2 separate regions of the Homo sapiens genome follow, and region 2 is linked to region 1. Evidence: read pairs that join two places in POLR2A ChIA-PET (ENCODE). Cell type or tissue: MCF 10A. All regions are shown on one strand. Links, peaks and the distances in the headings refer to the core of each region. The heading gives the core; the rest is flanking DNA.

Evidence for each region. Peaks named below come from ENCODE experiments on the same cell type or tissue, not always from the same donor. Only the 100,000 strongest peaks of a DNase experiment are listed, where the experiment ranks them.
Region 2: POLR2A ChIA-PET joins it to region 1 with 28 read pairs; 3 of 35 experiments call an interaction of 5 or more read pairs at or near these places.

Annotation. Positions count from the first base shown.
Region 1 is chr5:96,698,699-96,705,520 of GRCh38, reverse strand. The region is part of intron 3 of CAST (calpastatin); the gene reads right to left. It overlaps LOC107986363 (a long non-coding RNA gene), which reads right to left and starts at 176. Exons shown (of 2, transcript XR_001742454.2): 1 at 1-176. RefSeq lists an enhancer at 1,977-2,476 and a silencer at 2,716-2,845. In MCF 10A, for the core only: no CTCF peak of the experiment used is centred there; DNase peaks (open chromatin) are centred at 2,110, 2,410 and 2,810.
Region 2 is chr5:96,626,467-96,633,288 of GRCh38, reverse strand. LOC101929710 (a long non-coding RNA gene) reads right to left here. Exons shown (of 5, transcript NR_130776.1): 5 at 2,204-2,322. It also overlaps a transcript of CAST not described here. Among named protein-coding and RNA genes, the nearest start is that of CAST, 32 kb to the left of the region's middle. In MCF 10A, for the core only: no CTCF peak of the experiment used is centred there; a DNase peak (open chromatin) is centred at 3,308.

The DNA of each region.
Region 1 (6,822 bases), core at 1,418-3,917:
CTAACGGTATGATTGATTACACAGTTTCTGCCCAAATCGCAATGTTCAAATAAACAGATTTGTCCAGAAGCCATCAAGTCTTAGGAGATGTAAAGTGGCCTTAAAAATTGGAAATCATTGACTAATTATTTTTATGGCTTTCCATCAAAATGGTATGGCTCAATTCTTTTTTTTTCTTTTTTTTCTTTATATATATATTTTTTTGACACAGAGTCTCATCGCTGTGTCAGGCTGGAGTGCAGCAGCACAATCACAGCTCACTACAATTTAACCTCCCAGGCTCAACTGATCCTTCCACCTTAGCCTCCCAAGTAGCTGGGGCCACATAGGTGCACGCCACCATGCCCTAATTTTTAAATTTTTTGTAGAGACAGGGTCTTGCTATGTTGCTCAGGCTGGTCTCAAACTCCTGGCCTCAAGCGATCCTCCCTCCTTGGCCTTCTAAAGTGCTGAGATTACAGGCATGAGCCACCGTCCCTAGCCCTTTTTAATATGTTTTATTCAATTTTAAAAAATTGGATGTAGTACCCAACCAAAGTTCATTTAAATGCATGAAAGTGCTTTCGGTCACGCTCTGACATTCAGTGCGAGCAAAGAGCTCTATCTAATTCAGAATTGTCACCCAAAATGCCAAGACTATGCCTTTTGAGAAACATTAAGATGACATTTTTAAGTCAAGAGCGTCCATAGAGAAAAAATTAAATGCAATGTTCATGAAGACCTCCTGTAATTTTCTAGTAAGCAGATTGCTAATTCTATGTATCAGAAAAACTATGCGATATGTTCTTATGAGGTTAGACACACCAATGCTAAAACAGATATCCCAGATTCGTATGATCTCCAAATTGAGGGAATTATAAGGTATAATGAAAGAGGAGATACAAAGATATATATGAACATAGAAGAATATGGGTTATGGAGTTTTTATTTGAATAGGACTAATTAAGACAGTTCATATTTTGAGAAAAAGTAAATGTTTCCACCTAAGAAGTAGTGATCACTTAAAGTTAACTGTGATTATAAACAATGAATAGAAACATAAATACTCAGCTGATTTTCAGAAGTTATTCAAATGAAAAGAAAATGCTTTCTTTTTCTTTCTGGTTTCATTCTTTCAAACTGTTACTTTACGTACTAGCTTTTATGTTTTCATTGCAGTACAGATGTTATACTTAGTCAATTCTGCCAGAGAATAATCAAGGAACCAAAACTCCCCACTAATTCTATATAATCAACTACTCTCTGGCATTCGGACTCTTCTTTCAAAGCATCTGAACTGAACCACAGCCAATATTTATACTTGAATGTGCTGCTTCATAAACACTGTTTCACAGTCTACAAAGCATGCTGATTCGTAATAGACACCAGGAGTCCTTGCTGCACACACACGGGATCCCTAGTCAGCCTCATTGCTATAGGTGGCTTATTCCTTCTCCATCAGTCTACAGGTGTGGCCTTTCCTTGTTCAGCAAGATTTTGCTAAATTTCACTACTTCATTTTAATCCTATACTGCCTCCTAGAACCCAAGCAGCACACCCTCCCCAGCATATTCCCAACAACTCAATATTCCTTTTAGATACTGAAAAATCAGTGCACAAAAGTCGAATACATTCATCAGAAAGAAGCAATCTATATTAATATAAACTCTAGTGCTGATTAGGAAATAGACTTTCCCCTTTTGAACAGTAGATGCCACTCCTTGTTGAGCTTCCCTGCAATGCAGAGGTTTTTCCTCTGAAAAACATGTGAAACAGCAGGAACTTTCCAGAGCTGCTGATTAAGCATTTCTGTCATTCTGATGCATAGGTGGTTTCCTAGAAAACTAGAGAGGCCCCAAAGTCCCGATCCTTAGGGAAGCTGTCTAAACTCTCTGCCTCATTTTCTGAAGCTGTACAATGGGAATAAAGAACTTCCCCCTGCCTGTGTGTAAGTGGAGAATGCCGGGTCCCTAACCATACAGAAGAGAAAGTTAAATCTCTGTGAAAACACTTTGTATTCTTAAAAGATAGACACAAAGTAACCCTCAGTGATGTTATTCTACAACCGTCTCAGGTTGTGTAAAGGAAATGGAACCGAAACAGGTTACAACACTTGCCACGCCACACCCAGCATGTATCAGGTACGCAGAAAGGTCAGAGTGAGCTCACGCTCTAAAACGGAGGTCATCACAGGGTGGCGGCACGGCTGGGGAGGAGGAGATCTATCTCCAACCCTAGAGATAAAGGTGCCAAACCAAACTGACATAGCTGCTGCTTTCCTTCTTTTGGGCCACTTGTCTCGGGCCACTTGTCTCGGGCCACTTGTACCGGGCCACACAAATCCCTTGTTTTGTAACCCTACGCGTCCGGTCACCAGATACATTTCCCGGCGGAAGGGGCAGTAACAGTGTTACCGACAAGGAGGAGGAGTCGCCAAGAAACACAGTTAAACTCAGAACGCACGGTATCGCCAGGGTCGCGATAGTAGGAAAAGCGCACGTCCCGAGCCTGGGGAGTCCGCTGCAGGGACCAGGCCCCGGACACGCAGGGCAGGTAGCCGGGGGCACAGGCCCTAGACCCGGGAGCACGCGCGGCCTGGAGCAAAGCGGCGGAAGACAGTACTCACTCTGCGTGGACACCGGACCCCGCAGTCCTCGGCTTGGTTTTCAGGAGGTCTGCATTCCTAGCTGGGCTCGGCTCCCGCGGTTTCCGCTTGGAGCTCCAGCCCAGCTCTCTGAGTGCGACGGGGCGGGGCGGTCCCGGGAAGGCGACGCAGGATGCTCCCCGCCCCCCTGCCCGGCGGCCCCGCCCCGGGAGCCCGGGATGCGTGGGGAGGGAGGTCCCGCTCCGTGGACTCGTCATGCGCCTGGCATCTGGAGACTGGCTCACTCAATAACGCAGCCTGTGATGCGGACCACGTGCTGTGTGGGCTGCGCACCGCCGGCTGATTACAGGTTACCGCTCCCTCGGCTGTCACCCTGTGACTACCAGAATAAGGCAACGACGGTGGGTGCACTTCGCAAATATGCTCCCCCGAAGACCTCTTTTGAAACTATAAAGTGGATTAGTAATGACTACAACCAGGGATTTGCAAATGCAGTTAAAACTGTGTAATGGATTTCTTTAAAGAGTAGTTTAACAGTAAGAATTCTACCCGATTACTTTATATTATAGTATATTACAAACTTCAAAATTAGAATAGATTTGAAGCTATTGAATACAATATAAATTCATGAGTCTATACTGCTGTAAATAAATGAATGAATAAATAGAGGGGTTAAGCCACTCTTTCATATAGAAGGCCAACTAATAAATATTGAATGATAAGAGTTAGAGAAAATAATTATAAAAAATTTTAAAATAAATGAAAAGCCGTACACCAACCACATTAAAGGCTCTGAACCCTGAACTTGGGGTGTGAGTGAAGGAGGTAGTGTTGGTCACTGTTTGAGGAACACAGACCTCAGGACAGGTTGGACAGTGCTGTGTCGAGTCATGACAAATGATGGCCAGTGGCATGAAAAAGGTGAACTCATCCATACAGCTTTGTACCCCACCAGGCAGCCAAGGCAGTTAGGGCCCTCTGATGTACCTTTCAAGGTACTCCTCACAGCTACCTTATTTTTTTTGTCTTTTATTTCTGTCAAAAATCTAGTGAAATAAGAGCCCTTCCAACTTTAAGATTCTAACATTTCCAGAGCAGAAGACCCTGTCCTTATAATTTTTTTTTTTTTTTGAGGTGGGATTCTCGCTATGTGGCCCAGGCTGGAGTGCAGTCACGTGATCTCAGCTCACTGCAACCTCCACCTCCCAGGTTCAAGCAATACTCCTGCCTCAGCTTCCCGAGTAGCTGCGATTACAGGCATGCACCACCACACCTAGCTAATTTTTGTATTTTTAGTAGAGACAGGGTTTCACCATGTTGGCCAGGCTGGTCTCGAACTCCTGACCTGAAGTGATCCACCCACCTCAGCCTCCCAAAGTGCTGGGATTACAGGCATGAGCCATGCACCCGGACTTAGAATTCTTCTTGATATATAGCTTATATATCCCTTTTTGTTGTTGTTGTTGATCATTAGTATTGTCATTCCTTTTTAAAAATAGACTAAAAGCTCATCTAGGTTTCACTGACATTAATTTCTCCTGTGACAAAAACAGCACAGGGTGACTAATTTGGGCCACACCCCATAGGGATGGGCCCTGGGCCCCACAGCTTCCAGAGTTAGGCAGCTCAATGATGCCTATCTCTGAATGTATTTCTGTGCTCCTGATGAGTACAGATGAGTAATCACATGGTTATAAAACAAATTTTCTGGCCAGGCATGGTGGCTCATGCCTGTAATCCCACCACTTTGGGAGGCCGAGGCAAGTGGATCACCTGAGCTCAGGAGTTCCAGACCAGCCTGGGCAACATGGTGAAACCCTGTCTCTACTAAAAATACAAACATTAGCTGTGTGCGGTGGTGCTTGCCTGTAATCCCAGCTACTCGGGAGGCTTCAGGCAGGATTATCGCTTGAACCTGGAAGGTGGAGGTTGCAGTGAGCTGAGATCACACCACTGCACTCCTGCCTGGGCAATAGTGAGACCCTGTCTCAAAAAAAAAAAAAAATTTTTTTCGCAAGATTCTTCTGCTGTAAGTCAGGTGGAAAAAGGCTCCTTTCCTTAGAGTGAAGGCAAACAATGTAGTTCCACTGCTGTGCTGTGGCCATCACAATCCCTGAGGGTGTCCTTCCTGCCAGTGTGGTTCTCAAATCATCTGCATCTGAAACTCCTGGGAATGCCTATTAAATATATGAAATCCTGGGCTCTTCCCCCACCCCGGCGAATCAGAATTTCTTGGCTTCAAACCTGAGAATCTGCATTTTAATCAGATTCTCTAGTTGATGTTTAGGTTATGGGTAGCCTAAACTACCCACATTCTGCACTATTCAGTCTCCTGGCTACTCAAAATGTGGTTGCCAAAGCAGCAGCAGCACATCCACTGGAAGCTTGTTAGAAAAGCAGAATCTCAGCCTCATCCTGGACTTCCTAAACCAGAATCTTCATTTTAATAAAACCCACACTGACTCATTATGTACATTAAAAGGTGAGAATTACTGCTCTGGATCTTATTTCTCAAGCCCTGGTTATTATTTGTACATTACTTATATAATATTTTTTAACCTGCCATAGATATATTATGTTTACTTAATTTAAAAGAAGTAGATTTACTTTAACCTTAAATTCAGCCTCACTATAAATGAAAATAGCCATGGGATTAGGAGTTGATGTGCTAGTTTACTTTTTATAGCACATTAAAATATAAGCATAATTATTAAAATAAAAACGCTTTCTTGTCTAACACACAGTCATCTCACAAACCACACGTGGTAGGAGGGTACTGTGGGCTGATGCTGGCACTGAATGTCAGCATACCCTCCACAGTACCTGAAGAGTTAACCCAAACCCTCACTCCTATTACAGATGAGAAAAGTAAGAACCTGGGAAGAGAGCTGTGTTGCCAAAGTCAGCACAGCTATTTATGGCAGACTCAGGACCCAAATCACGAAAGTATTTCTCTGATAGGTGCTTATTCCTTCATAGATCTCCTCCTGTCTAGGCTGGGAGGAAAGTTGTTTGCGCTTTCTTCTGTTTGAAAGGCCTAATGTTGCTGAATAACTTGTCATCTGTAGTTTTCCTATTCAATTAGGTAATTCTCCTGTTTTCCTTTGTCATGGATATCTGTCATTCAGCAGGAGGCCACATATTTGAAAAACCTCACCACATATTGATAATTTCCTGCCTTATCAGTCCATGCCTTCCCAAAGTAGGATCCAGAAGACTCACACCCCCAGATTCCCTTGGAGCAGGGTGAAGGCATGTGATTTACACTGGCCAATCAGATGTGCCAAACAAGAATGAGCTGGGAAGTGAGCAACGTGTGCAGGCTGCTGCCCACCAGGAAATCCATGTTATAATAGGGATTTTGAGTCTTCTGCATTGTCAGTGGCAGAGTTCTGGCACCCAGTCCTACATGTGACAGGAGCTGAGCTGTGGTGGCAGCAGGAGAAAGCCTCATAGTGTTACTGTGCATTAGTACTGCTGTAAGGCTTTAGATTTCTTCTGCTGTACTCTCCTGGATTTCTCTACCAGCTACCCCGTTCCTTAAGAAATTCCTTTTTGGCTTAGTCAGAGTGGGTTCTAATTGGAACTAACAACTTTAACCAGTACATCTTCTTAATAGCATGGTCTTCTACAGAGACATTCCTAATGCAATTTGAACCTCGGTTTCCTCACCTGAACAGTCAGGTTGGTGAAATAGAAGTTGTCTGACAAGTCTTCCAGAAATAAAATTGCATGACTGGTTATGGATCACAACTATTTTCATATAGGCTTTAGTAAGAGTCCGTATAATTTCCGCAGCCTCATCTTCACTACTGATTTACCAAAAATTAAATTTTAAGAACTAAATATTTTACACTAATTATTTTGAATTAGAAAAATTTACATCACTTAAGAGCATTAGATCTTTGAAACCTAAAACTGCATAGCAGAAGGGATATTATTTGAGGGCCCAATTCCTCATTTTGTAAGCATTCTCATAAAACAATTCTACAATATATAGAAACCATTCTCTAATACATAGCTTACACATATGCTTCAAATTAAGTACTTAATTTTTAAAACTTTAAAGTTTTCTTAATAATTGTAAAATTATCACTTATTTTGAATTTCAAATTAACTATTTCCAGAATCAAGAAAACTAGCACTAGTTCTCACTTCCAATTCTATCTACCACTCTGTCACGCCTTTTCAGAATGTGTTGGGAGAATATTATTTTGCCTGTGTGTGCCATGATAACT
Region 2 (6,822 bases), core at 2,069-4,568, 73 kb after region 1:
GATCTATAGAATGGCCAGGAGCAGTGGCTCATGCCTGTAATCCCTGCACTTTGGGAGGCTGAGGCAGGTGGATCACCTGAGGTCGGTCAGGAGTTCCAGACCAGCTTGACCAACATGATGAAACCCCATCTCTATTAAAAATACAAAAAATTAGCCGGGCATGGTGGCGGGCACCTGTAATCCCAGCTACTCAGGAGGCTGAGGCAGGAGAATCACTTGAACCCAGGTGGCAGAAGTTTCAGTGAGCTGAGATTGCGCCACTGCACTCCAGCCTAGGCAACTAGAGCAAAATTCTGTCTCAAAAACAGAACAAAACAAACCAAAAACTTTAAAAAAATGACATATGGAATAAATGCAATCCCTATCAAATTTCCAACGGCAAGGGACACAAAATAGGAAAAACAATTTTGAAAAATAAGAGCAAAGTTGGAGAACTCACACTTCCCAATTTAAAACTTACTATCAATACAGCGTGCTACTGTCATACAGATAGAAATATAGACCAATGGAATAGAACTGCGAGTCCACACATAAACCACATGTTTATGGTCAATTGATTTTGACAAGGGTGCTGAAAGAATTTAATGAGAAGGAAGAAATAGTCTTTTCGACAAATAGCGCTGAGACCACTGAATATCCACATGCAAAAAAATAAATTAGCACTCTGTTCTCACCCTGTATATAAAACTCAAAAGATCAAAGACTCATAAGAGCAAAAGCTATAAAACTCTTCGAAGAAATATAAATGGAAATCTTTAAGACCTGGGATTAGCAAATGGTTTTTTAGATAAGACACCAAACACACAAGCAATTAAAAATATGTGTGTGTATAAAATATATTTCTTTATATTTATTTATCTTAGTATATTTATATATAAAATTGACAAAGCACAATTTTTATATATAAATTTTTATATATAAAAATTGGGCTTCATCAAAATTAAAAAATTTTGTGTGTCAAAGGACACTGTCAAGAAAGTGAGAAGACAACTCATAGAATGGGAAAAAGTATTTGCAAATTATACATCTCATAAGAGTATAGTATCTATAGTATCCAGAATACATCAACAACTCTTCCAACTCAAAAACAGAAAGACAACCCAATTAAAATCAGCAAAGTACTTAAATGGACATTTCTCCAAAGAATATATACTATACAAATGACTGACAAGCACATGAAAGGTGATCAACATAATTAGTCATTATGATGCTACATCACTTCATACCCACTAGGATAGCTATAATAATAATAATAATAATAATTTTTAAAAGGACAATAACAAGTGTTGGCGAGGATGTGGACAAATTGGAATATTCATACATTGCAGGTAGGACTGTAAAATGGTACAGCCCCTGTGAAAAACAGCTTGGCTGTTCCTCAAAAAGTTAAACATAGAATTACCATATGACCCGGCAATTCCACTCCTAAATATATACCTGAGAGAATGAAAACAAGCAGTCGGGCGCAGTGGCTCACGCCTGTAATCCCAGCACTTTGGGAGGCCGAGGCGGGTGGATCACGAGGTCGGGATATCGAGACCATCCTGGCTAACACGGTGAAACCCCATCTCTACTAAAAATACAAAAAATTATCCGGGCGTGGTGGCGGGCGCCTGTGGTCCCAGCTACTCGGGGAGCCAAGATCTCACCACTGCACTCCAGCCTGGGAGACAGAGCAAGACTCCGTCTCAAAAAAAAAAAAAAGTATTCACAGAAAAACTTTTACACAAACGTTCACAGCAGCATTATTCACAATAGCCAAAAGTGAAAGTAACCTAAATGCCCATCAGCTAATGAATAAATAAAATGAAATCCATACAATGGGATGTTATTTAATCATAAAAAGGAGTAAAGTACTGATACATGCTACATGAATAAAACTTGAAAATATTACACTAAATGAAAGGAGTCAGACAAAAAAGGACACATATTTTATGATTACATTTGTATTAAATGTCCAAAATAGCCAAATTTATAGAGATAGAAAGTAGATTAGTGGTTGCCAGGGCATGGGAATAGAGGTGAATTGGGACTAATTGCTGACAGGTCCTAGTGTCCTTTTTGGGGTGATGAAAATGTTCTGGAGTTAGATAGTGGTGATGGTTGTACAACAGAGTGAACTTGCTTTAAGATGGTGGATTTTATGTCCTGTGAAGTATATGTCAATTTAAAAAATGCTACTTAAAAAGGAGGAGATGCTTACATTGAGTCTTTAAGAAAGGAAGGCTCCTGTGAATGGACAATGAAGAAATATATTCTAGCTGAAGGATATCAAATGTCCAAAAGCACAGTGCCATGAAGCAATGCAGTCAGGTGGAGACTCTGTAAGAGATTATTTAAAAAAATTTTTTTTAGTATACAAGAATCAATTGTAGACCAAAACAAAACAACCTTTCTTTCTTTTCCTTTCCTTTTCTTCTTCCTTCCTTCCTTCCTTTCTTTCTTTCCTTCTTTCTCTCTCTCTTTCTTTCGAGTATGATACTTCATTATTTTATTTTATTTTGAGATGGAGTCTTGCTCTGTCCCCCAGGCTGGAGTGCAGTGGCACAATCTTGGCTCACTGCAACCTCCGCCTCCCAGGTTCAAGCAATCCTCCCACCTCAGCCTCCCAAGTAGCTGGGATTACAGGCATGCACCACAACAACTGGCTAATTTTGTATTTTTAGTAGAGACGAGGTTTCACCATATTGGTCTGGCTGGTCTCGAACTCCTGACCTCAGGTGATCCACCCTCCTCAGCCTCCCAAAGTGCTGGGATTACAGGTATGAGCCACCGCACCTGGCCTCAAGGGAGTATGATACTTTATTCACTTGTTTAGAAGTTAGTTTTCTTCCCTCCTGTATTTTAATGCTTAGCTCAGAAGTAACTTACTTGTTCAGTAAACAAAGAATGATTTGATGTAGCCTCTCTGCCTCGAATGCTCTTTCCTGACTCTCCCATGGCTTGTGTTTTCTTATTTTTCAGGCCCAACTTAGTCTTTTTCTAGAGAAGACTTCCCTGATAGCTAAGTATTAATAGATTCCCACTTATCACCTTCATTTTTCCGTCACTGCATTCTGTTAGTATCCTGCATGGCTAATTATGGTTAATTGCTTCTTTGCTGGATTTTTGTCTCTAACCATAGACTGTAAGCTCGGAAGACAGAGAACATGATTGTTTTATTCAATGATACATCCCCAGTTCTTAGGACAGTGCTCCATAAATATTATTTGAATGAATGACTAATTGAGAAGACAGGAAGCTGTGACAGATATCTCAAGCCTTCTCAGGTTACAGGCAGGCCCAGAAGTGGCCTGGAATTGCCTTGTTCTGTAATCCTGTTGAGTCTAGTCCACCGTACTGCAGGCTTAGCTGGTTTAGGGCTTGGCTGTGGTTTAAATCTGTGTTTGCAAATTCATAGTACTTCATAGAAGAAGAAATTCATCTCTGCCAAAATCAACACTAAATAAGTGCTGTGGTACATTGCTTAGCCTGATTAATCAAGTTTAGGCAGAGAGTGATGAAGAAAACATTTCTCCCAGACAGCAGAGCAGTGGGTTTTAAAGGTGGGAGGTGAACAAACCCATGTTGCTTGAATCAGATGCTGATAGGGAGGGTTAAAGAATGAGATTGGAAGGAAAGATTGAGATATAAGTTACAGTTTGATTTCAAGTTGGTTGGCCTAAGACCCTCCTGTTTAGCACTATGTTCACTGTCTGAAAGAAACTGAGGCAAAGTGCCAACCCATACTTTTTAGCAAGAAGATGCTGAGACAGAGTTTGTGGTACAAGATATTTATAAGGAATTAATACCTGCGAATGGAAGAAGGACTCAGCTGTGGGAGAAACTGAACCAAAATGGAGGCTTGGCAAAGTCTTGGCCCACCCAGAGGGGAGCGCTGGAAAGAATACTGTCTTAGCCTATTTTCTGTGGCTATAACAGAAGAACACCAGCTGGGGAATTTATATAGAACAGAAGTTTATTCAGCTCATGGTTCTGGAGAATGGGAAGCCCAAGAGCAAGGCACTAGCATCTGGTGAGCCATCTCATGGCTAAAAGGTGGAAGGTAGAAGCGAACACTCACCATAGAGAGAGGTACCAGAGGCTGGACTCGCTTTATATCAACCCACTCCCAGGATAACAACATTGATCCATTCATGCAAGCTCTGCCCTTGTGACCCAATTATCTTTTATTAGGCTCCACCTCCAAACACTGTTGTATCGGGTTTAAGGCATTTATAAGGAATTAATACTTGTGAATGGAAGCAGGATTCAGCTGTGGGAGAAACTGAACGAAAATGGAGGCTTGGCAAAGCCTTGGCCCACCCAGAGGGGAGCTGTTTCCATCACATGAACTTTTGGGGGATACATTCAAACCACAGCAAGTATGTGCATCAGAATTGCCACACATCCTGCAAAATGGCTGGGCCTTTATGACCCCCCGCCCCTCATGTCCTCTATTCAGTAGCCATATGCACAAGATATTTGCTCGTTGATTATGTGCTAATCGTGCAGGGAAACAACATCCATACTTGCTTCCTAATTTGGGTTCTGAAGGTTAAACTAATTTGGTAACTTTGCAAAAGCCACATATCTGTGACTTAGATGATCTCTGACTATTATTATCCTCCCTTCACTGATGAGGAGGTAGGGGTGGGTGGTGGTAAGTGGTGAATGTCGCTTAAGGACCTTATAGCTAGCAAATGGCAGAGACAAGCTTGGGGCAGATCTGTCTGGCTGGCTCTAAGCCCAGATACTTTTAACTATGTCACCCAGCCCCCCAGATTCTTAAAACAAGGAGGTTGGTTAGATACTTTCTAAATTTTCTCCTATTTTTAATGTTGCATGTGTTATTAGGGCACGTTTCAAGGACTTTAGGGTTATTGTCATGTATAAATGTAAACTTTGCTGAGTTCATCTACACAATGTGAATGCTGTGTGTTTATAGAAGAGTTGAACTCATTATTGCCATTCTTGCTCAGAAGTCTGAGTAGCAAGATGCTGGCATTTTCTTTTGAATACCAAACATTTTGGCCATAGGGCAGTGTCTGACCTGCTAAAGTTATATATTTATTAACCTTTTTTCCTCCATAGGGCATTTTTAATAAGTTATCAAACTTTTCCATGCATGCCATTACAAAAGAGGCCTTTGTGTGGTGAATGATAAGCAGATGATTAAGTAAAGTTTTTCTTCACTGAAACAGCACTTTAAAAGGATGCTTAACAAACAATATTTAAAAGGATTTACTGTATTTCCTTTCTAAATGTTTGTATAAGAGAGGGTGGCATTTATTTCCACATTCAACAAACATTCTGTTTCTACAACAGAATCACAGATGTCAATCAACGGAGCAACAAATATTCTGCCTTCACTTTGTAGGGTAAGGCACATGACTAGCGAAATGAAAATGAAAGCATGGCAAATAAAGGCAGGTTTCACCTGGAGGGTTTACTTTGTGACTATGAAACTCTGGGCTTCTAAGGGATAGGACTTGAAAATTTTCTAATGCCTTCCAGTAGTTTCCAAGGGACGTGAAGAACCAATTACCTATCTAGGTTCCTCTCCTTCTCTCATCTTCCTCCTCATAAATCACACAAGTCCAGGAGAGTGTAAAGACATTTATATTTCTGTGCACTGAGCAAACCTTTCTTTCCGTAAACAGGAGTTTGTTAAGGAAGTATTCTCCTCTTAAGAAAATTGGAACAACACAGTTTTTTACATTTTTATAGCTTTCTAAGATTTTTCACAAGGTGGATCCCAAATTTTTAGGTTTCACAGACTAGTAAAATTATCAAAAAATGTCTGACTTTGTATTTTGCCAGATAATGGTATTTGAGAGAGAAAAAGTTATATGTAACATCACCATTATTTATGAAAATAAAAGGTCATGATCATGGTCAAGGGGGTCATTTTACATAAAAGGTCTTTTAAATAGCCCAAAATTGACTCTTTGGAAAACTCTGCTGTCCAAAATTTTCGCCTTCTGCAGAGTTGTAGACACTTTCTCAAAAACTTTCATAATCACCCTCTAGAGTAGGCAAAGCATATATTGTTCTCATCTTGCCTGTTAAGAAATGTGTGCTAAGAGGTACGAAGTAACTAGTTGAAAATCACAACTATGTTGTGGTAGACCTCAAAGTTGAATGGAGCCATTGGACTCCTATCTTCCTCATTCTGCAATACTGCCTCCTGGAATGCTATTTCAATTGTTTCCCAGTTTCTCATGCATTTTTAACCTTGACATGTAGCTGTTCCCACATATTCTTTGTTTCCCTGTGAGCTGACTTTAGAATGATGTCTGTATACTTATTTGTATTCTCCCAAACAAAATATTCATGGTAAAAATATTAGAAAGCAATGCAGAATTTACTGAAAATTGTGTAGCAAAGATAAAGGATAGAGCTTATATCATAAACCTGCCGTCAAACTCTGCCAGACCTCATTTATTTAACAAATGTTGATGGAGCTCTTGCTGTGCGTGGGTACTGTCCCAGGCCTCGGCGATGGAAGGACAGGGCTCCTGATAACATAGTTTCTGCTTTGTTTAATTTTAGCGGAGAACAGCAATCTAGATAGCATTGGAGAAAAACTGTCATGAAGAAAATTAAATGGTAACATGGTAAGAATGGCTGGAAGCAAGGGGCTTTGTGGAAAGTGGTTAGGGAGACTCTCCCTGGCAGGGATGTTGGATCTGGGCTCTGACCCTGACAATAAGCAGTCCTGAGAAGATGGGAGGAGGTGGGGCTTCATCAGAGGAATCAGGAAACAGGACACTGACACTGCCAGGAGGGAGCGCATCCATGCATTTGAAGGCAAAGCAGGCCCAAGTGAGGAAGAGGGAG